Regions from separate parts of the Homo sapiens genome. Here region 2 is linked to region 1. Evidence: read pairs that join two places in POLR2A ChIA-PET (ENCODE). Cell type or tissue: IMR-90. All regions are shown on one strand. Links, peaks and the distances in the headings refer to the core of each region. The heading gives the core; the rest is flanking DNA. Region 1 holds the start of LINC02727 (long intergenic non-protein coding RNA 2727). Region 2 overlaps GRAMD1B (GRAM domain containing 1B).

Region 1 (16,249 bases), core at 5,320-13,319:
TGGGGGAGGTTGGACAAAACCATCTCAGCAGCCCCACCAGATCTATCAGATCTTTTGATCCAGTCAACTTTCAGGGTAAACAGGGTCATTTCAGACCATCTGGAGAAGCATAATGGCAATTCTTAGAAAATCTTTGGTAGCTCTCTGAACTCTAAGAAGCACTTCTTAAGCAAACCTCTAAGCTGTCTCTACCATCTTATGGCCTTTTTCTCTGAGACCAAGTCGAAAGGAGCTGGGAGCCAGGCCGGTGCATTCCTCCCCAGGCCCTTTCTTCACCATTCACTTCTGAGCACTCTATGCTCACCGTTCCATAAAGAAGTCTCTCTCTTCCTGGTTGATCTTGCCTCAGCTCAGTCTTTCCCTCAATATTAAGCTGAAAACAGGGAAATTCAATCAAAGTGAAGGCTTCCTTTACCCCAGCAGGTCCTACAAGCATTTAATAAGTTGCGTGGAGATGTAAAAATAGATCATGAAGCGGTTGATAAGAATAACATTTCTTGCCAAGAGAGCCCTTATGCAGGAGGACTAGCAAAAAAAAAAAAAAAAAAAAAAAAAAAAAGCGAGAGAGAGAAGCTCAGGAGCATTGACAGTACAAGAAATAAGATTTGCTTTTGGAGAAAAGAGAACAGAGAAGTTTTGAGATGAGAGCATGCTGGATACCAACAGAAAAAACAGTGAGTTCTGAAAGTGGGGAGGGGGATTGCAGGCGTAGAAGTAGCAACAGAGTTCCATCAGGCCAGGAGATGAATGCCTGTAATCCCAGCACTCTGGGAGGCCAAGGGGAGGATCCCTGGAGCCCAGGAGTTTGAGACTGGCCTGAGCAACATGCAAGACCCAGTCTCTACAATAAAAAATTTTTAAAATTAGCTAGAATCACTCCTTGACTCCCCAGCTCCTTGGGAGGCTGAGGTAGGAGAATCCCTTGAAGCCCGGGAAGTCACTGCAGTGAGCTATGATCAGGCTGCTTCACTCCAGCCTGTGTGACAGAGTGAGACCCTATCTCAAAAAAAAAACAAACAAAAAACAAACAAACAAAAAAAAACAACCAAACAAACAGAAACCTCTATCTCATGGCAGCCTTGGAAATAATTACAGTGCATAGAAAAATCAATCGGCAAGCTTTTACTGAGCACTGGAACACGATGGCAATGTGAAACCAAAAGACCAGGCCCCTTTGCAAGGAGAGTGCAGAGTACTGGGGAGATAAAAATAGCACACTTGAAACAATTAGAGAGCAATTAATGCCAACTGTCTGGTTCTGACTCAAGTACAACGGGACTCCAGAGAGTGGAGGAAGCCTGGCGAGCTGGAATAATCTGCCAGGCAGGGGTAGGAAAAACTCACAGGGACCCCAAGGTCTTGGGTGTCACATGCTTTGAGGAAAAGAGTCTATTCCTATGGAATGCTCTGCTTGCGTAATACACACAACTCAAACTAACCACAGTCTTGCCCTTCCAGAAGTTTCCAATTAAAAAGCAGAACATAGCGCTTGACCTACGACAGCTTTGCTAAATAAATGGATGAAAGAACAAGTGATTGGAGTCCTAGGACTTCTTAGGGATAACTGAGGAAGCAAGGGAGTGGGAATGGCATGGTTGTAGAAATATTCCTTGGTCTACTGGCTCCTTTCTGAGGGCAGGGACTTTGTCTTTCTTCCATATTTATTAAGCCCTCACCATACAAAAAAATATTGTGCTGGCCCTGAAAATGAGAGGTCTGGAGATGCAACAGACATAGTCTATGAGCTTCCAAATGTCTCATACAAGAGCTTCCTTTGAAACCTGGAGCTTAATTCTGTACATCATGCCTTAGATGACTGAATATCCTTTCCCTAAATACACATCTACTAAGTCAATCATAAATTCTGTAAATAGTTTGCACCTACTATGTGCTAGATAATGTGATAGGTGGTCAAGATAAGCATGAAAAACAGTGTTTTCTTCTAAAAAGAGCTTATTGTTGGCTGGGTGCAGTGGCTCACACATGTAATCCCAGCACTTTGGGAGGCCGAGGCAGGAGGATCACCTAAGGTCAGGAGTTCGAGACTAGCCTGGTCAACAGGGTGAAACCCTATCTCTACTAAAAATACAAAAATTAGCTGGGCATGGTGGCTGGCACCTGTAATCCCAACTACTGGGGAGGCCGAGGCAGGTTCGAGAATCGCTTGAACCCAGGAGGTGGAGGTTGCAGTGAGCCGAGATCCCGCCATTGCACTCCAGCTGGGGCGACAAGAGCAAAACTCTCTCTCAAAAATAAATAAATAAAATCAAAAGAGCTTACTGTCAAGTGGTAGAGAAATAGTCATATATTTAGTGCAGTATATACTTGTTCTCATGGCATGTCGTGCAATGTGTGGGCAGAGCTCAAGAAAAAGATCACCTAAGCTGTCCAGAGGAGTGAAGGCCGAGCCCACAGAGGAAGAAGCATTTGAGTGGATTCTGTCAGGGGCAAGGTGTGGTAAGTGGGAATAACATGTAGGCAGGTGGACTGGAATGTGCAAAATCTGGATGCATGAGAGGACTTAGTAACATGTTCTGAGAGCTGGGAATAACTGAGTACTACCAGGGCATAACATTCTGAAGGGGGAGTAGGAGAAGATGCCATTAGACAGAGCAGCCATTATCTGTCTAACATCAGATTATCTTTCCCCAACTATCTGTCCCTAATTTTGATGGACTGTGGATGCCATGCCAATAGAACAGATTGCATCATGATGAAGACTGAGGGGCCATCAAGGAATGCTGAGTGGTGGAATGATGGGATCAGGTTTGTGGATGAAAAAGAACCTTCTATCAGCTGCATGGAGGAAGGTGGGAGTAGGGTGGAGGCAGCCTGGGGAAGGATAACTGAGGCAGGAGACAGAGGCCAAACAAGATGTCTTTGCAGTGCTTCACATAGGAGACCATGGGAGCTTTCAGGCACGGGCAGTGGGGAAAGGACAGGAAGAGCCTAGAAAGCTACTTACTTTGATTTCAAAGTCAACAGGGCTTGGTTGCCAATTGGATGTGGAGCAAGGGAGGGGAGATGAGGATGATTGTGAAGGTGGCAGTGGCAAGGGTCGCAAGCACCACCAAGCAGTACTCTTGTCTTCATTCTCCCTGGGCTGCCTCTTCCCTAACTCATTCTTTGTCTCCTGCAGGACCTCTGAAACACTACACCAGAGTAAATAAATGCCCTTGCATCCTCCAGTTCTTCCTGGAATCCCGCACCCTCTTCCTGATTTGAATGGAAACTCACTCTTACACAAGGGCATCCTGGAATCCCGCACCCTCTTCCTGATTTGAATGGAAACTCACTCTTACACAAGGGCATCCTGGAATCCCGCACCCTCTTCCTGATTTGAATGGAAACTCACTCTTACACAAGGGCATCCTGGAATCCCGCACTCTCTTCCTGATTTGAATGGAAACTCACTCTTACATGAGGGCACGGCTTCACCTGCTTTGTCTCTTCTGAGGGATGCTCATTCTCCCATCCCCAGTGCCAGCCAAAGAAGTAGCCCCGACAAACAACTTTAAAGTTTCCCAGTTCTGCTTCCAAGCCGTACACTGTTCCAGTCCTAATATAAACATTGCTCCTTTGAAACCCACATTCTCCTGCCATATTCTTTCTTATAAGTGTCATTTTCCTGGCTCATGGAAGAGTTTAGGGCCTGGCTCCAGGTCCTCCCCTTCACCCCAAGACCTACCGTCATCCTGACTTCTGTGTCTATGAGGATGACGTGTCCAACAGTCAAGCTTCAGAGTGACACTCACAGCCATTCTACTTCAGCTACTCACACCTATGGCCACACCCTGATTTTGTCCTCATCTGAAATGGTTTCATCTCCAGAACCTTTAACTCAATATGCACGCTCTGACCACAGTGTCTTATCCTTCCATGTCTCCAACCTCTTTGCTTTTACTGTGCCTATTCCCTAATTTTAATAAGATCTCTGGCCATGTTGCCTCTCCATTTGTAGTCATCTCTCAATCTACTTCTTTCTCAATTTCCTTCTCCAATCAGTCTAGAAAACAAAATATATTACTTCATCATTATATTAAAAAAATTTTTTTTAAATATTATTTGCAGAGATGAGGTCTCACTATGCTGCCCAGGCTGGTCTCGAACTCCTGGGCTCAAGCGATCCTGCCACCTCAGCTTCTCAAAGTGCTGAGATTACAGGTGTGAGCCACCACGCCGGCCATCATTATTGTTTGATTATCTTTGTTTCTCATTCACCCTCATCTTTTGCTCTTCTTCAGCAAAACCCCAATCCCTAGACCAATCCAGCCATCTCCTGCCTTCCTTTATACCTGGCTCAGGCCCAAATTCTGACGTTCCCTCTCGACTCTTGCTGTTTCCTCTTGACCCCAAACAGTCACCGTGCCCTACCAATTCTCATTCTCCTTCCCAAATACCTCTCCAGCAGGTTCCCTCCTCTCTATCCCTACTGCCCCTCTCTTAGTTCAGGGTCTCAATAGTTTTCATCTATATTAATTCCACTTAGTTGATCTGACTACTACAGTTTTGGAACTGAAATTCAAGACTGTTTTCTGAACTATACTCTCATCATATCTCGATATCATATCATATGATCTGATCATATCACTGTATCCGGAGTGATCTTAAAAATACAAATGTCAGGCTGTGTGCGGTGGCTCATGCCTGTAATCCCAGCACTTTGGGAGGCTGAGGTGGGGGGATCACCTGAGGTCAGGAGTTCGAGAACCTGGCCAACTTGGTGAAATCCATCTCTACTGAAAATACAAAAATTAGCTGGCTGTGGTGACACATGCCTGTAATCCTAGCTACTTGGGAGGCTGAGGCAGGAAAATTGCTTGAATCTGAGAGGTGGAGGCTGCAGTGAGCTGAGATGGCACCAATGCACTCCAGCCTGGGCAACAGAGTGAGACTCTGTTTCAAAAAAAAAATAAAAATGTCATCATGTCACTCTCTTATTAAAATATTTTAATGGCTCTCCAGGCTCTTCAGCATCACATATAAGATACATTGTGATTGGACCCCTGTCCACCTCTCCAGCCCCCACACTCCCTATTGTATTCTAAACTTTACCTCCTTTGTTCCTTCATTCTATCCTAAGCTTTATTAAACTTGACTGGGCACAGTGGCTCACACCTGTAATCCCAGCACTTTGGGAGGCTAGGCAGGAGGATCACTTGAGCCTAGGAGTTTGAGACTAGCTTGGGCAACATAGAGAGACCTCTGTCTCTACAAAAAATTAAAAAATTAGCCAGGCATGGTGGCACGCACCTGTGGTCCCAGCTACTCATGAAGCTGAGGCGGCAGGATTGCTTGAGCCCAGTAGTTCGCGGCTGCAGTGAGCAGTGATCATGCCACTGCACTCCAGCCTGGGTGACAGAGCAAGATCCTGCCTCAAAAAAAAAAAAAAAAAAAAGAAAGAAAAAAAATATATAAGCCACTTGTGGATTCCACAGTATGTCACGTTCTTTTCCTTTGCTGCAGATACTATTTCCTCTGCCTGAAACATTTACCTCTTCATTTTCTAGCTACTCACTCTTCAAAACACAATTGATGTCCAGCCCAGAATATGGCATCTTAATACATGCTCAGTACATAGGATCTTTACAAAAAGGTCCCTGATATTTCTTCTATCTCCTGAGTGTTGTTGCTCCTATGTGATCCTTGAGAATCTCTATTGTTATGCCTTTCCCATTCTGTAAATGTTTTCTGTTTACTTTTCCATCTTCTACACTAGACTGTGACCTTGAGAGTAGCAACGTTACCTCCTTCACCTTGGCATGCCCAGCACCCAACATAAGGCATGGTACACAGCAAGCATTCAATGTGCACTTGCAAATGAATGAAAATGGGCAGAGATCTAAGCCTCCTCTCCTGCGCCAGACCATCTTGTTCTCCCAGCCTATCCTGAGGGAGGTCCTGGACTGTTGCTCTCTTTTGAGGCCTTCTCAAGTATTAGATGCAACCCCTTCTGTATGCCCTGGAAATGCTGGTGTCTCAGCCAACAAGTCTGTTTCTAAAGCACTTGTACTAACAAAGCCATCCTGGCCTTTCAGTGCAGTGGGAATGAAGGTTGATGGGTCTTGCTCTTCCCCCGGCAGGTTTCCTCATCAGGGACCTTGGAGGAAGGTCAGGAAAGATGGGCATGTACTGTGAGCTCTTTGAAGGACCAGACCTAGTGGATTCCTTGAAATACCTCCTTTACTGCCTACTAAAACGGCCCTGCAGATTCCAAAGGCAGTCTTACTGTAACATGAGTTGGAAGAACCTCACTTTTTGCCTTCATTCTCTCCCTGCTGCATCCTCTACACTGTCGTCAGATGTAATACCCTGAAATATTCATGTGATCAGGTTACTTGCCTCCTTACCTCCATACCTTGGCTTCCTTTGCCCCAGCCAACATCCAACATGAATGCTCTTCCCAGACCTTTCCACCAGCTAACCCTACAGAGCCGCACCTGGCTCTCCTCCTCTGTAGAAGGCCCCGGGCTTTTTTTACTCCTTCCCTGATTCCAGCAGAAAGAATCACTCTTCCTCTGTTCTCTGCCAGAGTTTTGTTCTTGCTACACAAAGAGCCTTTATCATTCAAACATTATACTTAGCCGCTCACATGTCTGTCTCCCTGGGATGGATTAATTCCTCGGTGAGGACTGCCGTTGTGCAGCTGCAATATTAGTGGTTGTGGTGGGGGGGTATATTGAACCTTATAATTTATGTAATAATAAGATAGATGTTGCAGGGGTTTTATTGCTTTAGGTTATAGAGGAAAGACCATTGGCATTGGAGTCAGACAGACAGCAGACCATCCTTTGCTGTTTGACTTGCGTCTCTCGGCCTGTTTCCTTATCTGTGAAGTGGGAATGATAATAACAACCTCAGAGGGTTGCAATGGGGATTGAATGCAATAACAAATGTAAACTCTGCAGTCTGGTATTTGGCATATGGTAAGGTATACCAAAAAACGAGTTAGTTTTGGCCCCCTTTCCAGCTTGTAGCTCTTCAATGTCTATACTTGAAAAGCTATTTAATAATATTATTTCATCCAGGATCTACCCTCACCCAACCTTTTCTTCTGATTTTCAAATACTTAGTATGGTTTTGATCACTGCCCTCCTTGAGACACCCTTCAACCTCTGCACTTCCTTTTCAAAGCATTGTGATCCTTTATAGGTAGAGGCTTTTAAAATGGTAGTAGTAGGTTGGGCACGGTGGTTCACGCCTGTGATCCTAGCACTTTGGGAGGCCAAGGTGGGTGGATCATTTGATGTTAGGAGTTTAAGACCAGCCCAGCCAACATGGTGAAATGCGGCCTCTACTAACAATACAAAAATAAGCTGGGCGTGGTAGCTCATGCCTATAACCCCAGCTACTCACGCGGCTGAGGCAGGAGAATCACTTGAACCCAGAAGGCAGAGGCTGCAGTGAGCAGAGATCATCCCACTGCGCTCCAGCCTGGGTAACAGAGCGAGAGTTCATCTCAAAAAAAAAAGAAAAAAGTAGTAGTAGTAGTAATAATAATAATACATTATAATGAGTAACACTTACTGAACACTTACAAAGAGCCAGGCTCAGTGCTACACTGTTGATATGCAGTAGACTTGCTACTTCTATGACTAAGACATCATCTCCATTTCACGAATGGGGAGGTTGAAACTTAGATTGTTAAGGTAACTTGCTAGTAGCCAGATAGCTAGAAAGTGGTAGAGCCCAGTGCACAGGCAGAATCCATGACCGGTCTAAAATCCTTGCCCTCAACGGCATCATTCTGACACTCCATGGGGTCTTCCCATGGCCATTTGGCTTGCCATAGAGAGGTCAGAGGCAGTACTCAGGGTCCCTCATGGGCTGTGAGTTGGGCTGTCTTTGATGACTTCTTGGTGCGTGTGTTTGGGCATTGTGACATCACAGAACAAGGGGCAACCCTACTAGCCCCAGACACAATGCACTCTGAGAGGCATTCAGGCCTCCTTCTCCCTCCTTTTTGAAACACAATCACCTATATTCACGCACACTCTTGTGTTAGGGCTCGAATGCTAGCAGCAGATGTGTGATCAGGTGATTGGTCTCAGAAATAAAGCAATCTGAATGAGGACAGGACTTCCCAAGAGCGAGTGACAGTGTCGTTCAGGGACGAGCTGTGCCATGCTGTAGATTTCCGGCGAGGCTTCTTTTGACTGTGGCCAACAATGGAGAACATTCAGTACCCAGAACCCCTGCCAAATTTCACACTTGGGGTTTAGCCCAGTTTCACGGACGTCCTTCTCCGGGGCCCCACGGACACTCTTGTTTCTTGCTGCTGTCCCCAGCACTGCGCTGCAGCAGCCCCTTTGGCTTCTGCTGTCTCTTCTCCATGATCCCTGGCTTGTTTGGAGTTCCTGCCATTCCCCTCCCTCCTCCCCTCCCTCCTTTCAGCCCCTCAGCCCCTCCAAGGCTTTCCTGTCCCGGGAATTATGTGCCTGGGGTTTGCTCTGTGTGGAGTTTTCTTCCCCAGACCTTGTGTGAGTGCCTCCAGGTCTTAACTCCGATGTTCCTCCTCCAAGAGGCTTCCCCTGGCCACACCATCTGGGCAGCCCCTCACCCTATCCACAACTACATTACCCTATTTTATTTTCTCAGGTACTTCCAGTTTCTAAAATTATTTTCATTTCTTCACTTGCATGTTTGTTGTGCCTCTTGCCCCAGTAGAATGTTAGATCCTAAAGGTATAGCTCTTTCTTGTCTAGTGCTGTATTACTAGTTCCTAAAACAGTGGCAGGCATGTGGCGGGGGCTCTCTGTCCATACCTGCTAACTAACCAAATGGCTGATGGAATGACTGACAGGCCAGAGGTCCAGACATGTGGACAAAGAAAGACAGTGATAATGAGAGCTAGCATTTTTTGAGGTAAGGGTTTATAAGCATCATGCTGAGGGTTTTACATGCACTATCTCATTTAATCAGCCCAAAATCCTTATTATTATTCCCATTTAGCAAATGAGAAAACTGAAGATTAGAATTCTTTTTTAATATGCCCCCTAAAATATAGCTGCCTTAATATCCCGCATGGCGAAGCTGACCAAATCTCAGGACTCTACCATCAAAATCAAATGCGTTTACTTTGTTCAAAGAATCAGAAACTGCATGAAAATACCCAGTGGCAGGAGACTGAAGAAATACCAGAGTAGGACCATAAGGAGGGTTGCGGTAAATGTGAAGAAACTGAAACCCCTATGCACAGCTGGGAAATGTAAAATGACTCAGATTCCTTGGTAAGCGGTTTGGGAATTCCTGAAAAAGTTAAACATACCATATGACCCGGCGATTCCATTCCTAATTATAATAGCCAAGACGGCTGAAACACTTGTACACAAATGTGCATAGCAACATTGTTCATAACAGCCCCAAACTAGAAACAACCCAAATGTCCATCAAGTGATGAATGGATAAACAAAGTGTGGTCTATCCACACAATGGAATATTATTCAGCCATAAAAAGAAACAAAGTACTGATTCAAGCTACAACATGCACTACCTTAAAAACATTATGCTCAGTGAAAGAAGCCAGAAAACCCGGACAAATATTGTATGATTCCATTTGTATGAAGTGTCTAGAATAGGCACAAATCTATAGTGACAGAAAGTAGAATGATGATTGTCAGGGGCTGAGGGAGGAGAAATGGAGAGTGACTACTCCTGGATATGGGGTTTCTTTTTGGGGTGATGGAAACATTCTGGAATTAGATAATGGTATTGGTTGCACAGCCTCAAAAATATGCTAAAAGCCATTGAACTATATACTTTACAATGGTTAAAGTGATGAATTTTATTTATGTGAATCATATCTGAAAGAAAGAAAGAAAAAAGGAAGGAAAAAAGAAAGGAAGGAAGGAAGGGAGGAAGGGGGGAAGGGAGGGAGAGGGGAAGGGAGGGAGGGAGGAAGCAGGGAGGAAGGCGGGGAGAGGGAGGGGAGGGAGGGAGGGGGAGTCAGATCATCAGCTTGTTGATAGAGCGCTCTGGGGAACACAGGTGTTGCAAGTGGTCAGGTAAGTAGTGAACTGAGAGGCTGCCGGGAGCAGAGGCCCAGCTCTGAGGGAGAGCTGTCTTAAGCGGCCATGCTCGTTTAAAATGGGGAAAGGAACTGGAAATTGCAAGGCAGGGCCCAACCCATATACCAGAACTGGGCATTAGATAGGCTTCCTAAACTAGAGCTAGGAGGAGGTGTCAAAGCAGAGGCTTAGTCATATCAACAGAGTGAATTGTGGGGGGAATCTGGGTAAGGAAGGTGAGGCCTGGAGCTGCATTTACAGGACAGAGGAGCCACACCAGGGACAAGTGGGTGCAGGCACAAGGGAGCTCAGGGCCCGCAGGGACTCACTGAGGCCAGTATTACACTAAGGCTGAGCATTCTAGGACTTGGCCTCCATGGACTGGTATAGCTGAGCCTGCTCCAGCACATTCTTACTCAGAGTTGGTCAAGATTTTTGGAGCTGAGCATATAGGAAATGAAACTAATGCCTCAGCTGGGGCTAGGGGTTGAGGATATGGGGAGGGTAGCAGGCTGAGACCTCCAATTTTTCCCACTGTAAAGCTTTGTAATCTATTACAATGCAAATGCCACTGAAAAGTTAAGTAACAGGCCCCAAATCACACAGGTAGAGAATGAAACAGCAGCCGGACACGATGGTCTATGCTTGTAATCCCGGTTCTTTGGAGGCCAAGGTGGGCGAATCACTTGAGCCCAGGAGTTCAAGACCAGCCTGGGTAACATGATGAAACCCTATCTCAAAAAACAAAAAACAAAAAATTAGCTAGACATGGTGGTGCACATCTGTACTTCCAGCTACTCGGGAGACGGGAGGATCACTTGAGCCTGGGAGGCGGAGGTTGCAGTGAGCTGAGATTGTGCCACTGCACTCCAGCCTGGGTGACAGAGCAAGACTTTGTCTCAAAAAATAAATAAATAAAAGAAAAGGGGGAAAAAAAAAGAAGAAGAAGAAGGACCAGCCTGACCAATATGGCAAAACCCCTTCTCTACTAAAAATACAAAAATTAGCTGGACGTGGTGGTGGGTGCCTGTAGTCCTAGCTATTCGGGAGGCTGAGGCAGGACAATAGCATGAACCCACGAGGTGAAGCTTGCAGTGAGCTGAGATCGTGCCATTTGCACTCCAGCCTGGGTGACAGAGTGAGACTCCGTCAAAGAAGAAGAACAGAAGAAGAAGAGGAAGAAGAAGAAGAAGAAGAAGAAGAAGAAGAAGAAGAAGAAGAAGAAGAAGAAGAAGAAGAGGAGGAGGAGGAGGAAGAAGAGGAAGAAGAGGAAGAAGAAGAAGAAGAAGAAGAAGAAGAAGAAGAAGAAGAAGTAGAAGAAGAAGAAGAAGAAGAGGAAGAGGAAGAGGAAGAAGAGAAGAAGAAGAAGAAGAGGAAGGGGAAGAGGAAGAGGAAGAGGGAAAATGGAAAAGCCTTTTTCAATTCTATGGGTGAGAGACAGTCTCATATGATGGGTAAGAGCACAGGCTGTGAAACAAGACCACCTGAGTTCAAATCCTACCTTTGTGTTACCTTGAACAAGTTACTTAGCTCCTCTGTGCCCCAGCTCTGTCCTCTAAAATGTCAATGGCATTGACTTTGCCTGTCTCATAGGTGGTGGTGAGGATTAAATAATGCTGTACATCTGAAGCCTTTAGAATAATGCTCAGGACCCTGTAAGAGCTAATAATTACTAGTAGTAGGCTCTACCACAGTCAGAGAGACCAAGCATTCCCACACAAGTGTAGCCGATGACACAGTTTTGTGTAGTACCATCTCTTGTCTCTGTTTTTCCACATCATATCCTGGAAAGACTTGTCCTTGTTTATGTGTCTCTCCAGGGGTCAAATTAAATTGATAAAATCTCAGAGAGTGCCAGACATCTGGCTGCTCAGTAAGAACAGAAATAATCATCAGTGAGTCCTAAACGTGAGCCAGCCCTTCCCTAGCTAATCCTCCCCTGTTGATGGCTAGAATAATTTCTCCCATAAACTGATTATGCTGGTAAATCAAGACCTTCTTGGGCAATGAAGAAAAAACCTTAGATATATTCAGTTCTCAGGAGTAATATCATTGGTGAGACAAGCACAATTGTTATGTAGTTGAATGTATTGGAATTATCTGCTATCCAGAGACAGTACTTGATATTCACAGAGCCTCTTGTAAAAGGCTTCAGAGGACTTTCTGCCCATTAACTAGTTAGCCTTCACCATGTTTCTTGGAAAAAGGTCCTTGTGACTGTCCCTCTTGGCTGCCCATAAAGTCTTCTTATCTATCCTTTAGAACCCATCTCAGTTACCAACAAGCCTCTTCCTTCCTTTCCAAATTGAAATTAACTACTTCTCCTCTATACTCTGTACTCTGCATCACACTTTTTTCTCTATTCCAGCAAATTTCCTTGTGTAGTTGTAGCTCCATGTCTTTCTGACATCATAGGGACAATTATTTGATGTCATGAAGTGTCTATTCATCTCTATGTCATTTTCTGCCTGCCTCTCACACACACCCAACATGTGCTCATCATGTTGGTTGCGGGTTTATTCGTATTCTGAATAAGATCCCCCTTGAAATTTTGATATATCCCTCTATAGTAGGCATCATCTGAAAGAGATGACTACTTTTTTTTTTTTTTTTTTTTTTTGAGACAGAGTCTCGCTCTTTTGCCCAGGCTGGAGTGCAGTGGTGGGATCTTGGCTCACTGCAACCTCTGCCTCCTGAGTTCAAGTGATTCTCATGTCTCAGCCTCCCAAGTAGCTGGGCATGCACCACCATATCCAGCTAATTTTTGTATTTTTAGTAGAGAGGAGGTTTCGCCATGTTGGCCAGCATGGTCTCGATCTCCTGACCTCATGATCTGCCCACCTCAGCCTCCCAAAGTGCTGGGATTACATGCGTGAGCCACCACGCCTGGCAGTTGAGAAGCATTCTTCTAACACATACCTTGCATTTAGTAGGCATTCTACAACTGTATGTGAAAATAAATAAAAGAAACCCCACATTAGAGAACTTTGGCGATTTCACCAAGCCCATAAAACCAAGATAAAACTTGGAAACCTGCCTGCTGAATTTCAGCTATTATGTAAAATGAATATTGGTGCTGTGTGAATATGTTGCTATGTGGTTTTCTAAAATGTGAGGCTGGGGCCTTATTGTTTTCCTTCTTTCTTTTCCTTTGTTTTTTCCCTTACTTCCTTCCACACATGCTTACTGAGCAACTATTATGTGCCAGGCATCTTGCTGGGCATTGGCGATTCAATGATGGGCAAAAGCAAACAAGGCATCTTATGGAGCTTACAGTCTGTCCAGTGCAGGGAATTGTCATAAATCCAATAGTCAGTCCACACGTAAGGAATGTGTGCTGGCCAGCTGAGGGCAGGGTCCTAAAGGAAAGGAACACTGATCCACGAGCGCTTATTGCAGAGAGGACTGATCTAGCCTAGGAAGGGTGTGGGGAGAGGTCAAGAAGGATTTTACTGAAGAAATGACAGTTGTTAAAATAAAAACTTTGGACAAATTAAATTTAACAGGGTTTAATCGAGCAAAGGACAAATCGTGAATCGGGCAGGTCTCAGAACCAGAAGAGGTTTAGAGAGCTCTTCACTCTGCAGCAGGGGCAGGCAACCTTTACGGACAGGACAGTTCCATTGGTTACACCTTGGTGTTTGCCTCATTTGAATGTGATCAGATCAGTTGACCACCTGTGATTGACTGAAGCTCATTTGCTGTGATTGGCTGAAACTCAATTATTTGTTAGAAAATTATACTCCTAATTTAGGATTTTAGTTAGTTTATATACTAAGTTGGGTTGCAGTTGATGATGTAAGGAGGCATCCTGGGGCCAAATTTAGTTTAATTGAACAGTGTTAGCCAGGTGCGGTGGCTCACGCCTGTATTCCCAACACTTGGGGAGGCCAAGGCAGGTGGATCACCCGAAGTCAGGAGTTTAAGACCAGCCTGGCCAACATGGTGAAACCCAGTCTCTACTAAAAATACAAAACAATTAGCTGAATGTGGTGACGCACACCTGTAATCCCAGCTACTCAAGAGGCTGAGGCATGAGAATCCCTTGAACCCGGATGGTGGAGGTTGCAGTGAGCCAAAATCATGCCACTGCACTCCAGCCTGGGTGACAGAGTGAGACCCTGTCTTGATAAACAAACAAACAAATAAAAACAAAACAGTAATGAGAACTGAAGGAGAAGTGAGAATTAAACAGGTAGAGAGGGTGGAGATTGCGGGGGGGCCAGCACACACCAAGGTTTGTGATGGGAACACCAGTGCATTCCAGAAACCAAGGACCTACAACATCTGGCCGGAGCCCAGAGAAGATGCAGGAGGTGTTTCTCTCTGAGGCTTGAATGTTTATGCAGGAGCCAGACCATCCAAGGGCCAAGTAGGCCAACATAAAAGGTTTTGTCTTTATCCTTCTACAGTGGGAAATCACTCAAGGTTTTGAGCCAAGGTGTAATGTAAGCATACAAATAGTCTGGAAAAATAGTCTGGCTTGTCTGTGGGGAATGGACTAGAATGTGGGGAGCATGCAAGAGAGAAAGGAGGAGACCAGTTAGCAGGCTGCTGAGTGGAGTCAGGTGCCAGATGATGGTGACTTTAATCAGGGCGGTGGCAATGAAGATGAAGAAGGTTGAAGCCATCCCATATGTAAAAAATCAACAGGACTTGGTGAGGGCATGGACTAAAGCTTAGGGCTCAGAAGAAATGTGACTGTGAAGGTGATTGATCCAGCAGGCACTCCCCAACGTATCCTGAATACTAAGTAACTACAGCAGCTGGGAGGCTGAACAAATCATTCTGCAAAATGAGCTGCCTCCTATCAAAGGGGGAAAGACAAGAGAGGATCCAAAACTGCCTCAAAGCTTCATCCGGGGGCTGCTGTTTTTAGGGAGTATTGAAGTGTGCTGATGATTTCCCAAGATGAGTCAGAACTCCCTACATCATCATCTCATTCCCCTGAGAACTTGGAGACCGTCTTAGCTGACAGCCTACCTCTTCCTCCACTTCTTCCCTCTCCTTCCACAAATCTGGATCAGACCCAAGGATGTGGAGTACTGTTTGATTTTTAAGAATGATATCCTGTCCTCTGCTATTTGTTTTTGTTTTTGTTTTTCTTTGAGACATTCTCGCTGTCACCCAGACTGGAGTGCAGTGGCACAATCTCTGCTCACTGCAACCTCCGCCTCCCAGGTTCAAGCGATTCTCTTGCCCCAGCCTCCTGAGTAGCTGAGATTACAGGCGCCGCCACCACTCCTGGCTAATTTTTGTATTTTTGGTAGAGACAGGATTTTGTCATGTTGGCCAGGCTGGTCTTGAATTCCTCACCTCAGGTGATCTGTCTGCCTCGGTCTACTAAAGTGCTGGGATCACAGGCGTGAGCCACTGTGCCCAGATTCTCCTCTGCTATTTGATTTCTGCTCTGCTTAATCGTTTGTTCAATCCAGGCCAATGAATCAATCAACAAACATTTCTTAAGCACTTTTCACTTATTCAACAAATATTTATTGAATGTCTACTATGTTCCAGGCACAGCTCCAGGGGTGGGCAATATACCAGTGAACAAAATAAAGTGAACTGTAAGTTGTGGCACATGCTTCCTTAGGAGCGTGATATCTACACATATAGATTAGAGTGAATAATACAAGACAAGTGACCAAGATGTTTTTGTTCTCATGGGATGTAAAAATGCTCAGTTAGCTTCTAAAGACTAAAAACATTGGAAAAAATAGGAGATAATTATAGACTGCAATAACATGGGAGGGCTCCAAAGGGAGGAGGTGTTTAAGTCAGGTTCTTAGAAGATAAAAGGAATTGCCGGGCGTGGTGGCTCATGCCTGTAATCCCAGCACTTTGGGAGGCCGAGGCAGGCAGATCATGAGGTCAGAATATCAAGACCATCCTGGCTAACACGGTGAAACTCCTTCTCTAATAAAAAATACAAAAAATTAGCCGGGTGTGGTGGCAGGTGCCTGTAGTCCCAGCTACTCGGGAGGCTGAGGTGGGAGAATGGCGTGAACCCGGGAGGTGGAGCTTGCAGTGAGCCGAGATCGCGCCATTGCACTCCAGCCTGGGCGACAGAGCGAGACTCCGTCTCAAAAAAAAAAATAAATAAATAAATAAATAAAAAGAAGATAAAAGGAATTAAGGTGGGCAAGGGGAAGAGCATTTCAGAAAGGAGAACAGCATAATGGCATGCACAGAATTGGTGATCCATGGGCATATGTTTGAGATATATTGGTAAAACCAGACTG
Region 2 (16,249 bases), core at 4,537-12,536, 130 kb after region 1:
CAACCATCACCACAGTCAGTTTTTAAAAACGTTTGTTGCCCCACAAAGAAACTCATACTTTTTTTTTTTTTTTTTTTTTTTGAGACGGAGTCTCCCTCTCTCACCCAGGCTGGAGTGCAGTGGCTCAATCTCGGCTCACTGCAGCCTCTGCCTCCTGGGTTCAAGTGATTCTCCTGCCTAAGCCTCCTGAGTAGCTGGGATTACAGAAGCTCGCCACCACGCCCAGATAATTTTTGTATTTTTAGTAGAGACAGGGTTTCACCATGTTGGCCAGGTGGGTCTTGAACTCCTGACCTCATGATCTGCCCACCTCAGCCTCCCAAAGTGCTGGGATTACAGGCATGAACCACTGTGCCTGACTGAAACTCATACTTTTTGGCTAGCACCTTCACCCTCTCCATCCCATTTCCCCAGCCCTAGACAACCACTGATCTATAGAGAGCTGAGTTTTGAAGGGTTAACAAATGCCTATAGGTGAAAGCAGTTTGGATGTGTTGGCTTGAAGATAGAGATGGATGACCAAATGTGATCTTGTTGAGGAATGTGGAAAAATGAAGGTGGTGAGGCTGACAGACCGAAGGTGATTTATGCCAAAGAGTTTGAATTTCAATGAATCACTCAGTCATCAAACAGGTATTGAGATCCTATATGCAGAGCGCTTCCTAGGCAAAGTGAAGTCAATTCAATGAGGAGCTGTCGTAGATTCTGGAGCTTGGGAGAGACACTCTCAAAGTGTTGCTCGAGGCAACTACTTTCTGCTGTTCCGTGTAGTGGGGAGGAAGCGTGGGGAGGTGAAGGCCTGGAGTCTTGCTCTTTTCTTTCAGTGGTCTAACTGCAAAGCATCATCTTAACTACCATTGAACATAAGACGGCACAATTTTTTTTTATTATACTTTAAGTTTTAGGGTACATGTGCACAATGTGCAGGTTTGTTACATATGTATACATGTGCCATGTTGGTGTGCTGCACCCATTAACTCGTCATTTAACTTTAGGTGTGTCTCCTAATGCTATCCCTCCCCGCTCACCCTACCCCACAACAGGCCCTGGTGTGTGATGTTCCCCTTCCTGTGTCCATGTGTTCTCATTGTTCAATTCCCACCTATGAGTGAGAACATGCGGTGTTTGGTTTTTTGTCCTTGCGATAGTTTGCTGAGAATGATGGTTTCCAGCTTCATCCGTGTCCCTACAAAGGACATGAACTCATCCTTTTTTATGGCTGCATAGTATTCCATGGTGTATATGTGCCACATTTTCTTAATCCAGTCTATCAAGATGGCACAATTTTTTTGCTGGCCATGTTGCCCTCTGAGCTCAGGGAATAGCGTAGCCTGCAGTTGATGGGGCAGGCTCTTAGCATTAATACTCACATGTCTTTCTAACTTCCTTGCCCAAAACTGGTTGTGGTGATTGTTCAGAACCCAAACTGAGGATTGGAACCCTTCTCTGAATTGCTAGGTTCAGAAAACTCAGAAATTAGATGAAACCACATCTCCCAGGATGTCTTCTTGTCATCACTCTCTGGAGGGGGAAGGGAAAGCTGACGACGGGTGAGTGAGTTGGGTGGTGGCCAACTGCAGGCTCTTTCTAGGGGATGCAGAAGCACCTCTCTGCATCTCTGCCCAGTATACCTTCACTGTTACTATCTTTTGTACCATCTTTCACCTGGCTGTTATGTCCCTTCTTCTACATAACACACCTACCCCCGTCATGACTGCTCACAGTCTAGCAGGCTGGCGGCTAGAGAGTGGAGGGCCTCAGGGTTTCCACTTAGCTCCATGTCTGACCACTGGTAGTGCCGCTCACTAATTGTGCCCAGCATGCTAGGCTAGGTCATCTCTCTGGTGCCAGCCTAGCTGGCGTGTGGTTTGCCTGTAATGAATACACAGCATTGGTATATTTATCTTGATTCTTCATCTCCTTCCTCTGACCTTTGGAGGGAGACTTGTTTCGGGTTTCAGCTCCATTTCCAGGAGAGCAGGGTGATTTTGTGCATCTGAATGCTCTCCCCCTCAGCCCCCGTCACTATTGGTGTAGCTTCTCCGCTCTGTGTGTGCCCTGCTACATATGAGAAGCACAGGAAGTGTGGGAGAGAGAAAACTCATGTCCTTCTTAACACAAAGCAAAGAACAAATGCAAAGGAGACCTATGATTGGTCAGTGGATTAAGTAAGTGATCGGTGCTGGATAGGGTTAACTGGCAAAAACTTCCACCAGATTCATAATTCCTTGAGGGCAGGGACCGGTCTTACTTTGTGCCAAGTTTTCTGCCAAGCAGCCTTAAATACATTATCACATTAAATCCTCACAACAATGCCTCGGTCCCCCCAGGCAGGTTTTCCAGCTGAGGAACCTGAAGTTCAGAGATTAACATTCTCCTGGTCCAACAGAAGCAAGGCTGGGATTTGAAGCGTGTCCTAATTCCAAAGCCTGAGCTCATTACAGCTCCACTGCCCTATCCCCCCAGGGCCTGGAAGCAGTCAGCCCTCCCCTGCTTGAGAACTTGTAGATGTGGAGGGGGAGGTCCTGAAGCAAGGTAGGAATGTGGACAGTCGGGAGGCCATTGAGGAGATGTGTGTGAGGTTGTGGGAAGCAGAGAGGTGTGAGGATGACCCTGTTGACGGTCTAGGTGGACTCCTCCGTGAGAATCAGCTAGCGCCTGGCTGTAGATGTGGTTTCTAGATTAAAACAATCTGTGGAAACTGAGACGGTAGAGATGGAACCCTGTGGGCTGATTTCATACTGGCCAGCTTCCTCTGTGGGAGTTGGTATTTGGAAAATTTCCTTGGTGGTTATGCACTCAGAGGGTGCCAATTACACATCAGGTAAGGGGCTGGTATGAACATGGGGCAGATGCACAGGTGATCTTTCTGTCCTAGTTGGTGCATTTCTCCCAGGTATTATATAGCCTCCAATTGCTATGCTGGTCACTGATAATTGCTTCTAGGGTAACGCAGAAGTTAAGGAGTCTGAATGGCTAAGCTGCCAGTGGGGAATTTTCTTCCTGACCCCAGTGGGCAAACTGCTGGCCCTGAAGCAGGTGTTTAGACCTGGGGCCAAGGCTGGCCCGGAGAGCCTGGAGGTGGTTGCTGGGTTGCTGTGTGTACAAGAGCTTGATGAAACCTGAGGGTTTTTCCTGGGGCATTTGCCCCAATGGGATTCTTTCTTCCATAGCACATATCAGTGTGTGACTTGCCAAGGGGCTGTTGTGCCTGGTGTGAGGAGGGACATAGCTTCTTATTGTCTTGGGGGGTGGGAATCTATGAGCTCTTCTCCTGTGACTCTGGAGCCTGGAAGGAAGTGTCCTCTCAGAGGAGACTTGTTTCGGGTCTCTCAGGGACTCAGAACAGAAAGCTTCTCTCAGGGACTCAGAACAGAAAATCGAATGTGGGTTTTCCAGTGGGAGAAGGGAAGCAGGATGGTGATGCCTCAGCTGGTGAGGAGATGTTGGGCAGTAGCCAGCCACTCCCTGCCACCATAGGCAGCAACCTCCTAAACACACTCCTGTTTTCAAATATCCTCTTCTGTTATCAGACCACATGTCTGGATTTTCGATTCAGATATTGTCATATAGCTCGAAATCCTCACTAGGAAAATGTGGCTGTGCCTTTGGTCCCTTTGTGGAAGGGAGGGATAAAGAAAACCATGGGTTTTTCCTTTGAGGCCCTAACACATTGGGTAGTCAGAGGGTATGAAGCCCTTCTGTGTCCTCTGTATGTCCTCAAGCTGGGATGAGACTCCGGTTCTCCAATTCTGATCTGTAGATGAGATGGAGGAATGAGATGACCAGGCACGTCACGGAGGCAGTGCAGGGTCAGAGCTGAAACTCAGGCCTCTGACCTGAAATCTCGACCAGTTTCTAACAGACCTATTACATCTCTGCAGCAGCCTCATTCTTTTTAAGGTCTCTCCCTCTCAGCACATCACTGTGGTCAAGCCTGTTCCCCCACCCAGCCTGGTGCCTCTTCCCTCCACAATCTGACCACAGAGATTTTCAGTCTTGCTGCTTCTGGTTGGCAAGTTTATCCAGGAAATGATGGAGCTGAGGGAGATGACTAGAAAAACAATAAACAACCTATTTGGTTTTTGCCCTCCTTTTTGCAGCCATAGAAAAATAATTTTCTGGGGGAGGGGGAGCGCCCAGTTTGGGGATGGTAACCCTTGCAATATTTGCCTCAGCAATTAGGAAAATACAGAAAGGCAATGGATGGTTAGTTTAGTGACACATTTTTGAGACTCTCCAAGAGTCTTCAAGCTTGTTGTCTTAAAAGGAATCATTTTAAAAAATGTAGTGCATGTGCTGCTGAAGTGAGCACAAGAAATCATTTTTTATGCCATAAAAGTCAACGCGGCCAGATGCAGTGGCTCACGCCTGTAATCCTAGCACTTTGGGAGGCCAACGCAGGCAGATAACCTGAGGTCAGGAATTGAAGACCAGCCTGGCCAACATGGTGAAACCCCGTCTCTACTAAAATACAAAAATTAGCCAGGCATGATGGTGGGTGCCTGTAATCCCAGCTACTCGGGAGGCTGAGACGGGAGAATCGTTTAAACCGGGAAACAGTGGTTGCAGTGACCCAAGATAGCGCCACTGCACTCCAGCCTGGGCGGCTGAGTGAGACTCCGTCTCAAAAGAAAAAAAAAGTCAGCATATTGTATCTAATAAAATAGCTAGTTAATTGTAAAGTTTTGGATAGTAGGAAAAAGGAAAACATAATTTTATCATGTTAACTCAGTTATTAGAGGGTATATTGATCTGTTTGTGTTGTTATAAAGTAATACCTGAGACTGGGTAACTTATAAAGAAAAGAAGTTTATTTGGCTCATGGTTCTGCTGGCTGCATAAGAAGCATGGTGCCAGTATCTGCTTCTGACCTTAGGAAGCTTCTATTCCTGGTGGAAAGCAAATGGGGGTTGATATGGCTTGGCTGCGTCCCCACCCAATTCAATCTCATCTTGAATTCCCACATGTTGTGGGAGGGACCTGGTGGGAGGTAATTGAATCATGGGGGCAAGTTTTTCCTGTGCTGTTCTCAGGATAGTGAATAAGTCTCATGAAATCTGATAGTTTTAAAAATGGGAATTTCCTTGCACAAGCCCTCTTCTCTTGTCTGCCACCATGTGAGATGTGCCTTTCACCTTCCACCATGATCGTGAGGCCTCCCCAGCCACGTGGAACTGTAAGTCCAATAAACCTCTTTCTTTTGTAAATTTCCCAGTCTCAGGTATGTCTTTATTGGCAGCCTGAAAATGGACTAATACAGGGGAGCAGGGTTGTCACATGGTGAGAAGTTGCAAGAAAGAGAGGTAGGGGTGTCAGGCTCCTTTTAACAAGCAGATCTTGCAGGAACTAAGAATGAGTACTCACTCATTCTCGAAAGAATGGCACCAAACCTTTCATAAGAGATCCTCCCCCACAGCCCAAACACCTCCCACCAGGTTCTCCTCCTACACTAGAGACAAAATCTCAGCATGCAGGCCGGGTGTGGTGGTTCACGCCTATAATCCTAGCACTTTGGGAGGCTGAGGCAAGAGGATTGCCGCTTGAGCCGAGGAGTTGGAGGCCAGCCTGGACAACATAGTGACCCCTATCTCTACAACAAATTTAAAAAATTAGCCAGGGCCAGGCATGGTGGCTTGCACCTGTAATCCCAGAATTTTGGGAGGCCAAGTCAGGAATATTGCTTAGGCCCAGGAGTTTGAGACCAGTCTGGGCAACATAGTGAGACCCCCACCTCTATTATAAAAGAAAAAAAAAGAGAAAAAAATTAGCCAGGCATGGTGGCATATACCTGCAGTCCCAGCTACTTCAGAGGCAGAAGTGGGAAGATTACTTGAGCCTGGGAGGTTGAGGCTTCAGTGAGCCATGACCACGCCACTGCACTCCAGCCTGGGCAACAGAGTGAGACCCTATCTGAAAAGAGAGAGAGAAAAAAAAGTCAACATGCTATTTGGAGGGGAGAAATATCCCGACTATATCAAGGGCATGTTTGGTGTATTATCTCCTGGTGTTTTTTCTCATTCAGATTTTCCTTTTATTTGAGAGACTTTTTTCTTCTGTGCCTTGCACTTCTAGAAGGTAAGGGAGAGTGTTAGTCCATGCGTTGAGGATAGAGAATTTGAAAGGAAAGATCAAACTGTTTTTTCTTTCTCACAGTCAACACAGAACATTTCTGTGACCAGATATGTGGGGTTTTCTCCCCACACACCAAGAAGTTCTCCAGTGGACACAAACTGGGTGTCTTATAATTCAATTTAATTCTGGCACCTTCTGCCTGGAGATGGTGTCAGATTCCACAGGTTCAGGGCTCAGTCCTCTAAGATTGCCCCCACTTCAGATGCCAATCACAAGTTAGAGCTACCTGTACTTTTTCTTTTTTTATTTTTTCTCTATCTGCATGTTGCATCTGAGATCTATACTTCTGACCAACCAACTATAAACCAGAGTTCCCGACTCCCTTTTAGGGTTCGATTAATTTACTAGAGCTGTTACCAGAAAGGGGTCCCATTCCAGACCCAAAGAGAGTGTTCTTGGATCTTGCACAGGAAAGAATTCAGGGCGAGTACACAATGCAAAGTGAAAGCAAGTTTATTAAGAAAGTAAAGGAAGGCTGGGCGCGGTGGCTCATGCCTATAATCCCAGCACTTTGGGAGGCCAAGGTGGGAGGATCACTTGAGGTCCAGAGTTCAAGACCAGTCTGGCCAACATGGCAAAACCCCGTCTCTACTAAAAATACAAAAATTAGCCAAGTGTGGTGGCAGGCACCTGTAGTCTCAGCTACTCAGGAAGTTGAGGTGGGAGAATTGCTTGAACCTGGGAGGTGGAGGTTGCAGTGAGCCGAGATCGCACCACTGCACTCCAGCTTGGTGACAAAGCGAGATACCATCTCAGAAAAAAAAAGTAAAGGAATAAAATAATGGCTACTCTTTTTCTGGTTATTTCTTGAGCATATGCTAAACAAGGGGTGGATTATTTATGCCCCCCCCCACCCCTTTTAGACTATATAGGGTGAGTTCCTGACATTGCCATGGCATTTGTAAATGGTCATGGCGCTGGTGGGAGTGTAGCAGTGAGGATGACTAGAGGTCATTCTCATTGCCATCTTGGTTTTGGTGGGTTTTAGCCGGCTTTTTTACTGCAGTCTGTTTTATCAGCAAGGTCTTTATGACCTGTATCTTGTGCCAACCTCCTATCTTATCCTGTGACTAAGAATGCCTTAACTTACTGCGAATGTAGTCCAGCGGGTCTTAGCCTTATTTTACCAAGGCGCTATTCAAGATGGAGTTGCTCTGATTTAAACGCCTCTGACAGAGCTGCTCACAGAATTCAGAGAAACACTTATGTTTATAGGCTAATAATAAAAGATATTAAGGATACAGATCAATAATGAGATGCAGAGGTACATAGGTGTAGATGAAAAAAGTCAAACTCTGTAAAATATTTAAAGAGGTTTATTCTGAGCCAAATACAAGTGACTATGGCCCAAGGCACAGTCCAAGGCATCAAGAGGTTCTGAGAACATGTGTGCAAGGTGGTTGGGTTACAGCTTGGTTTTACACATTTTAGGGTGATGTAAGACAATAATCAATACATGTGAGGTATATATTGGTTTGGTCCAGAAAGGTTGAACAGTTCGAAGCTGGGGGCTAGTGTTACAGGTCATTGGTGGATTCAAAGATTTTCTTTTTTCTCTTTTTTTTTTTTGAGATGGAGTCTTGCTCTGTCACCTAGGCTGGAGTGCAGTGGCACGATCTCACTCACTGCAACCTCTGGGATTCAAGAGGTTGATCCCCTCCCAGGTTCAAGCATTCTTCTGCCTCAGCCTCCTGAGTAGCTGGGGCTACAGGTGTGCGCCACCACACCCAGCTAATTTTTGTATTTTTAGTAGAGATCGGGTTTCACCATATTGATCAGGCTGGTCTTGAACTCCTGACCTTGTGATCCACCCGCCTTGGCCTCCCAAAGTGCTGGGATTACAGGCGTGAGCCACTGCACCTGGCCCAGATTCAAAGATTTTCTGATTGGCAAGTCAGAAAAGAGTTAAGTTATTATCTAAAATCTGGAATCAGTAGAAAAGAGTGTCTGGGTTAAGATAAGGGGTTGTGGAGACCAAAGTTCTTATTATGTAGATGAAGTCTCCCACATGGCTGCCCTTAGAGACAATGGATGGCCAGTATTTTGTATTCAGACCTTTAAAAGGTGCTAGACTTTCAGTTAATCTCTTCAGGATTAGGAAGGTCTGGAAGGGGAAAAGTCTAGTTATGTTAATAGAGATTCTTTACAGATGCAAATTTTCCCCACAAAAGATGGCTTTGCAGGGCCATTTCAAAATATAACAAAGAAACATATTTTGAAGTAAAATATTTCAACTTCCTTCTTTATCGTAATATTATGCTAGAGTCAGGTTGGAATTTGTTGTCTTATTGCAACATAGTCTGTTTTGCCACTCTTAAGATTTCTGTTTTGGCCAGGCATGGTGGCTCACACCTATAATCGCAGCACTTTGGGTGGCTGAGGTGGGAGGATCACTTGAGCCTGGGAGGTTAAGGCTGCAGTGAGTTGTGACTGCACCACTGCACTCTAGCTTGGGCCTCAAAAAAAAAAAATTCTGTTTTCATGTTAAAGCTGGTCAGTTGTGCCTGAGCTCCACAAGGAGGAGAGTATAATGAGGCATGTTTGAGCCCCCACGTCTTTCCATGGCCCGAATTAGTTTTTTTTTTCTTTGGGTCCCCTTGGGTCTCCTAAAGTGGTGTCCATTCAGTCAGCTGGGGGTTTTAGAATTTTAGCTTGGTTTACACAGGGCAAGGTATTGCAGGGGGTTAGATGGGGCATGGATCTCCCGTGTTCACCCTGGACACACCACCCTCCCAGCACCTGCACGAGTTCAGCAACCCAGAAGCTCAGCAAAGCTCCATGTCCAAGAGTTTTCATAGAGCTTGATCTTCAGCCACACCTCCCTCTCTCTTTTCCTGGAAGTTTGTAGGTGGAGCTGAGAGATCCAACCTTCTAATCCTCTAGTCACTTGGTCTTTCTTGGTCCTTCCTCCCCATCTTGAGGCTCCCCAGGGGCTGTATCCTAAGTCATTTTCTTAGCATAAACTCAGGTATTATCTATGGGGCTCATTACAAATAACAAGAGACACTTCTGTCACTCAGGAAAGTCCAAGGGTTTTAGGAGTTCTGGGACAAGAACCAGGAAAGGACCAAATATATTTCATCTCATACTACAGGAAGTCTGTGAAATAAGGAGGAAGGTACATTTCTGAAGCACTATTTCTAGAGAAGGATCAGGCTGAGATGCTTCTCCAAAGTGGGAAGAGTGTTGTCAGGTATTTCTGCCACTTAACCTTGTCGTGTTCTTTTGCCCGCAGGAATGTCAGTGAGTGCCAGGCTGACCCCTCAGAGCAATCTGCCTTAATCTAGAGAGCATTCGTGTTCTGGCTGGATCATTACACTTTGGAGCTCTTTTTGACCTTTTTGTTGATTTTCAGGGTTGGATGGAATGGCAACCGTAAAGGTCATTCTGTACAGGGTGGAGCTTCTCCTGGAAGAGTTTGCCCTTAACTTAGGTGACAACATGTGTTTTCTCCACCAGTGTCTACGATGAACCACATCTTCCTGATCAGAAAATATCACTTTAAAAAAAAGACTCTGGGGCCTGGCGCAGTGGCTTACCCTTGTAATCCCAGAACTTTGGGAGGCCAAGGTGGGCAGGTCACTTGAGGTCAGGAGTTTGAGACCAGCCTGGCCAACATGGTGAAACCCCCTCTCTACCACAAAATACAAAAATTAGACAGGCATGGTGGCACGCGCCTGTAGTCTCAGCTACTCGGGAGGCTGAGGTGGATTTGAATTGCTTGAACCTGGGAGGCAGAGGTTGCAGTGAGCTGAGATGGTGCCAGTGCACTTCAGCCTGGGGAACAGAGTGACACTTGTCTCCAAAAAAAAAAAAAAAAAAAACAAGACAAACAAACAAAAACAACCCCAGGAAAGAGGATTGGTTGCACTGTCTTTCTTGGTTATATCTTTTTATGTTTTCAAGACATACTATTGGGAAAGTTCTACCTAAGATCTAACTGAAATCCCCCACAGTACAATCCACACTCATGTTCTCTTGTTTTGTGAAGATGGAAGAATACCTAGTGGATCTTTGTTTTTGAGAGTATTTCTCCCAAGACTCACTGTTGCTCAGCTTGGCCTGTTGCTTCCAGATTCCGAGGAAGGTCCAGGCTTTGTACTTGGACCTCACTGGTTCTCTAGTAGGGTCTGTGAGCCTCTGCAGACTTCTTTTATTATTATTTTTTTTAGATGGAGTCTCTCTTTGTCGCCCAGACTTGAGTGCAGTGGCATGATCTCGGCTCACTACACCCTCCACCTCCCAGGTTCAAGAGATTCTCCCGCCTCAGCCTCCCGAGTAGCTGGGATTACAGGTGTGTGCCACCACGCCCGGCTAATATTTGTGTTTTTAGTAGAGATGGGGTTTCACCATGTTGGCCAGGCTAATCTCGAACTCCTGACCTCGAGTGATCCACCCGCCTTGCCCTCCCAAACTGCTGGGATTAGAGGCATGAGCCACCACGCCCAGCCCTCTGCAGACTTCTTGGAGGAGTTTTCAGCCATTGTCAGCCATGTATGTTTGAAGGCAGGGCTGTCTTAGAGGTTAACAGAGAGGACAGTCGCCTGCCCATTCAGAAAGTTCTCAGAACACTGAAAATTTCTCTCTCTCTGAAGTGCCTTCTCCATGCTTGGATTGCTTCTTAAAATGCCTTTTGCTTCACTGCCAGAGAGATGCGACTGAAAATGCAGATAACTCAGGAGAGGTAATTCTCACGATTCATCAGACACTTATTGTGCGCTTACTGGGAACCTGGCACTGTTGCTGTGTGCTTGGGATACAAAAATGGATGCAAGCTGGGCATGGCGGTGTGTGCGTGTAGTCCCAGCTACTTGGGAGGCTGAGGTGGGAGGATAACTTGAGCCCAGGAGTTTGAGACCAGCCTGGGTGACAGAGTAAGACCCTGTCTCGGAAGAAAGAAAGAAAAGAAAAGAAAGGAAAGAAAGAAAAAGAAAGGGAGAAAGAGAGAAAGAGAAAGAGAGGCAAGAAAGGCAGGAAAGGCAAGAAAAGATGGTTACAGATGTCCCTTCCATTGGGGAGCTCCCAATTGAGTGTGTGGGAGATCACTATGTAAAAGTTAATTTCAGTGGCATATGGCATTCAGACTAAAGCATGAAAAAAAAATTGATCTGAGGACAGGATCTGCTGGGTGGGAGAGGAGAAGAGGGGCTTAGGGCCTTGATTTTACCAAATCTTCACCTATTTCACTCACACTCAGCTGCCACCTGTCAGCACCTGTTTCTGTCAGACAGACGGGTCTCTCAGAGAATCCAGTCATCCTGGTAGATGGGATTTGTGAAATTATTTCCACCTTCAGAAAAACTGAGAAGTCTAGGGCCATGAAGCTGGTCAGTGACAGAGGTGGATCTAGAATACAGGTCTCCGGCAACCAGAACAAGGGTTCAGTTTACTGTGTTTCTCAGGGAGCCCATATTCATCCAGGAAGGAGCCGTATCTTCAGGCAGTGAGTCATGACGCTCAGGCTGGGCCCCTCCATCTGTGGGGACAGGGTGACAGTTTTTCCTAGGACGACTGCCCCAGCACCAGTCCTAGAGACAGGCTGAGGCAGCATGGGTTGGAGGCTCTGGTTCTGCTAATTTTCTCGCTGTGTGGTCCTGGGCAGATTACTCACTCTCTCTGGGCCTCAGTGAGATTATAAAATGGAGAGTGTACATTTCTGTTTCATCTTGTTAGACAAAATTAAGCACATGTGTCTGAAGAGTTATGCTAATGCATATATTAGTTTACAAAAGCAAAGACATTTGTGCCTATCTATGAGGCCTCCAAGTCTGCTTCTCTGGTTAGTGGAGGCTGGAAGAGTGATTTATTCCTTCTTTGGTTATTTATGAGATGTTGCTTTTCTGATCTATTGATGGGTGCTGAAAAACTGCCTGTAAACCTAGTTTGTTTTTTTTAACCTCCCACAATAGTTATCTTAACCTAGTGTTTATAGTTTAAGGGCTGCTCTCATCTGTATGTCCCTTCAGTGTTGGCCTGCTTAAGATTCCGACTCCAGGTTTCTTCTTTTATATATGTATTTAAAAAAAAAGAGAGAGAGAGAGACAGGGTCTTGCTATGTTGCCTAGGCTGGTCTCAAACTGCTGGACTCAAGCAATCCTCTTGCCTTGGCCTCCCAAAGTATTGGGCTTCCAGGTGTGGTCCACAGAGCCTGGCCCCAGGTTTCTTCTTATTTCTCCTCCTTTTCCTCCTTTTACCCTTTCTCTCGCTCACTCTCTTTCTCACCCTCCCCCTTGTACTATTTTTTTATTATTTTTTTTTGAGGCAGTCTTGCTCTGTTGCCCAGGCTGGAGTGCAGTGGCCCAATCTCGGCTCACTGCAACCTTTGCCTCCTGGGTTCAAGCGATTCTCGTGTGTGCCACCACACCCAGCTAACTTTTGTATTTTTGGTAGAGACGGGGTTTCGCCATATTGGCCGGGCTGGTCTCATACGCTTGGTCTCAAGCAATTCGCCCGCCTTGGCCTCCCAAGTGCTGGGATTACAGGCATGAGCCAGCATGCCCAGCCTCCACTTTCTACTTCTAAATCCATATACTGTCCTGGGGCGATTTCATCCATTCTCTTGGCTTTAATTATTCCTGTCTGAGACCTCATATTTTTCCTGGGCCTTAGGCTTATACCTCCACCTGACTAATGGGCAGTTCCACTGCGATGTTCTTCAAAACTCAGCTTGTCTTTTTGTAATTGAACTCATTATTTTTCCCTTCAAACCAGTTCCCTCCATTCTGTTACTTACATTGGGGCTTGGTACTTTTTGTTTTCACGAGGCTTCTCTCCCTCCAAGCAAATGTTCCTCAAGCCTGCCTTCTCAGCTCCATCACCATAGCCGGCTCTCACGTGTATTACACAAGCATCCTGACTCCATCACAGCCCCTCTCCTGTGCTTCTTCTCTCTGCAGCCAGAAAGGTCTTCATAACCTCACTTCTGTTCCCCTCCTGCTTCATCCACCTGCTGCTCTTGTGTGCTCTGCCTCCAGCCAGTCTGACCTTTTAGTTCCATGAATGGGATGCTCTCTTATTTCCAGGTTTCATCAACGTTGTTCCGTCAGACAGAATTCCTTTTTCATAACACTGACCTACTTTGCCACCGTAAGGCCTTTTCGTTTGTTTAGTTAGCCTTTCCTCTAGGGAATGGTTCTTGACTGAGGTCTTCATTATGTCTGTGTTTCTGAAGCATCCTGCACTGGAGTGTGATAACGTGCTCGCATTGTATCGTTTATTAGATCCTACACACTGAAGGCAGAGTTTATTTTATTCAGTGTTTGTTTTATTCAGTGCCTGCTAAGCTCTTTGCATGGAACATGGTAGGAGCTCAGTAAGCATGTGTTTAGGGAATGAATGAATAATCAAATGATGAAAGCCTCTAAGGAAATTCGATTTTCATGGAATTCTACGATAAATCATTTTGCAAAGCAAGGAGTCCTCTTGAAGCTGAATAATTACCCCTTCATATGCCATTTATGTAAATCTGTACTATTATGTATTGGCTTGTTTGTCTGTCTTTAACCTGTTGGTTTCTGTTCTGGTTTTAACTGGGTTCTGAGTCTTTAGTAAGTGCCCAGAGAGCAGACACTGCTTTTTATTTTTATTTTTTCATATATCACCCAGGGTGGAGATTGCTGGTGAGATATTGACTCACTGCAGCCTTGACATCCTGATCTCTTGAATAGCTGGGTCTGCAGATGCATGCCACCATGCCTGGCTTTTTTTTTTTTTTTTTGAGACAGGGTCTAACTCTGTCACCCAGCACTCAGGTTGGAACACAGTAGCACAATCATGGCTCACTGAAGCCTCAACTTCCCAAGCTCAAGTGATCCTCCTGCCTCAGCCTCCTGAGTAGCTGGGGTTTACAGGCATGTGCCACTATGCTCGGCTAGATTTTTCTACTTTTTGTAGAGACAGGATCCTGCTATGTTGCCCAGGCTGGTCTTGAACTCCTAGGCTCAAGGGATCCTTCTGCCTCAGCCTCCCAATGTGTTGGGATTACAGGCATGAGTCACCACACCTGAACCAGAGACTGCCGTTCTAAAGGTAGTCTCTATTCAGGGGAGCCAAACTTGGCATAGTTAGGTGGAGAGTGATCAGTCTTTCCCAAAATGAGGTTCCAGAGAGCACAAGCACATTGGGAACAATATTTTGTTTGATGGTGGACCCAGGGCCCTGGTATAGTCTGCAAACAGCAGTTAGGTTTTTTTCCCCACCAAAGACCCATAACAGTTTTGAAGAGCATTTATTTTTGGAGCTGTGGTTGCCATGGTAATGCAATACTTTTTCTCGTCTTCTGATTCCAGGTCAGGGCAACAGTTGTTCCTCCTGCAGGGGAAGAGGATTTTGGAATATATGCATCCTTCCACCTTTTTTCCCCAACTAACTAATCCAACAAACATTTATTGAACATACACTACATGCCAGATACCGTTCCTAACACCAGGAATAATAGTGAACAAAATAGAGTCTGCCCTACAGGGGCTTCTCTAGTGGGGTAGAGAGACTGTCAGCAAATTATCAGTGCAATATTGGTCCCTATTTGTTTAAAAGCGAATTATTTGGCCACATCACTGAAAGGGAATTAGTTTGTTTTCTAAAATTTGGAAATCAAGAGTTGTAAAAGAAGTGTCTTCCATACTGCTTTGAAGAGCGATATGGGAGCGGGGAGGAGCTGGTGGCTAAATGTGGGAAGCTGACTCTCTTCCCACTGATAGTGGGACTTCATTGGATTTGTGTGGGCACTTTGGAATGCAGATGCATTTGGTGCTCTGACATCATCTAAGACCTTGGGAGATGACAGGATTAAGCTGGGTCTCTCTGCAGCTGTCAGATGTCAAAGCTGTTGCTCTTCTGGTGTTTGTGGGAGTCTCTTGGCACTAACAGAAGCCAAGAGCCAAAGAGCTGCCAGAAATGGCCCTTTATTATCCAGTGTAATGAAAGCCTGGAAAACAGGCAGGGAATGCCATTTATTAAGCTACCACAGAGTGCGGTACCTTAAACTGGGCTCCAAGAAGGAAGGTAGAGAGGAAAGAGGGGGTACTGATACCTGCTGTTGGGAGCGTCCCATCAGGGTGGCAGAGAATGGCACTCACAAGGACACAAATGAAAATGATGCAGACAATAGCAATTTATCACAATCTCTTAATTTGAGTAGCACTTTACCTTTTCAAAACAATTTACCAGGCCATGGGCTCTCCCACGGAAGGGACAGGGTATAATTATTCTTTGTGATTGCTGTAGCACTGGCACACACCAGGATGTCCAGTGACAAGCGTATGGCATGACAATCTATTACCTCATTTGTTCCTGCATCCTGTGGGGCAGATGTAATGAGTAGACCCACCTGGCACTTAAGGAAATGGGGATTCTGAAATATGCCCACATCCATACAGCTAAGTAATGCTAGAAACCAGACTCAAAAAGAGGTTGTGTCATGTCACTTTTAATTTAGGGCCCTTTCTTTGTTGTACCATACGTGTGTTGTATCTGACATTATACTGAGGCTTATGGATACATGCTGACAGTGTGGGTAATTCAAATCCACAGGAAATGAAACATAAAGACCAAACATTTTAACTAGCAGTTTCGGTGTGCTCCACTGTTTGAAAGCAGCAGCTTCTGTGAACAGCTTTGACTGGATTTTACCTCCCCTGCTCCCCTTCCCATTTGGAGGGACACATTACACAGTCAGGCTGCCAGAGAGAGGAGAGTCCAAATCCCGCCAGCCAGCACTTGTTGCTTGGCTGCTATGTGCTGGCCACTGAGGTGTGGCTGGCTTCTTCTCTTGAAAGATGTAGTCTAGTTTATTTATTATTCATTCATTTGTTTGACAGCAGATTATATATATATATGTATGTATGGTGGTGTTCTCTCGCCCAGGCTGGAGTACAGTGGCATGATCATAGCTCACTGCAGCCTCTAAATCCTGGGCTCAAGTGATCCTTTTGTCTCAACCTCCTGAGTAGCCGGGACCACAGGCACGTGCCACCATGCCCAGTTAATTTTTTAGATTTTTATAGAGACAGGGTCTCACTATGTTTTCCGGGTTAGTCTTGAACTCCCAGCCTCAAGAAATTCTCTTTCCTTGGCCTCCTAAAATGTTGGGATTACAGATGGGAGCCACTGCACC

Evidence for each region. ChIA-PET counts read pairs that join two places held together with the same protein. Peaks named below come from ENCODE experiments on the same cell type or tissue, not always from the same donor. Only the 100,000 strongest peaks of a DNase experiment are listed, where the experiment ranks them.
Region 2: POLR2A ChIA-PET joins it to region 1 with 15 read pairs; 6 of 35 experiments call an interaction of 5 or more read pairs at or near these places.

Annotation. Positions count from the first base shown.
Region 1 is chr11:123,306,965-123,323,213 of GRCh38, forward strand. It overlaps LINC02727 (long intergenic non-protein coding RNA 2727), which reads right to left and starts at 7,867. Exons shown (of 2, transcript NR_183637.1): 1 at 7,539-7,867; 2 at 6,710-6,829. In IMR-90, for the core only: no CTCF peak of the experiment used is centred there; a DNase peak (open chromatin) is centred at 9,227; H3K27me3 peaks cover 2,168 bases.
Region 2 is chr11:123,435,880-123,452,128 of GRCh38, forward strand. The region is part of intron 1 of GRAMD1B (GRAM domain containing 1B); the gene reads left to right. Among named protein-coding and RNA genes, the nearest start is that of GRAMD1B, 14 kb to the left of the region's middle. RefSeq lists an enhancer at 7,362-8,341. In IMR-90, for the core only: no CTCF peak of the experiment used is centred there; no DNase peak of the experiment used is centred there.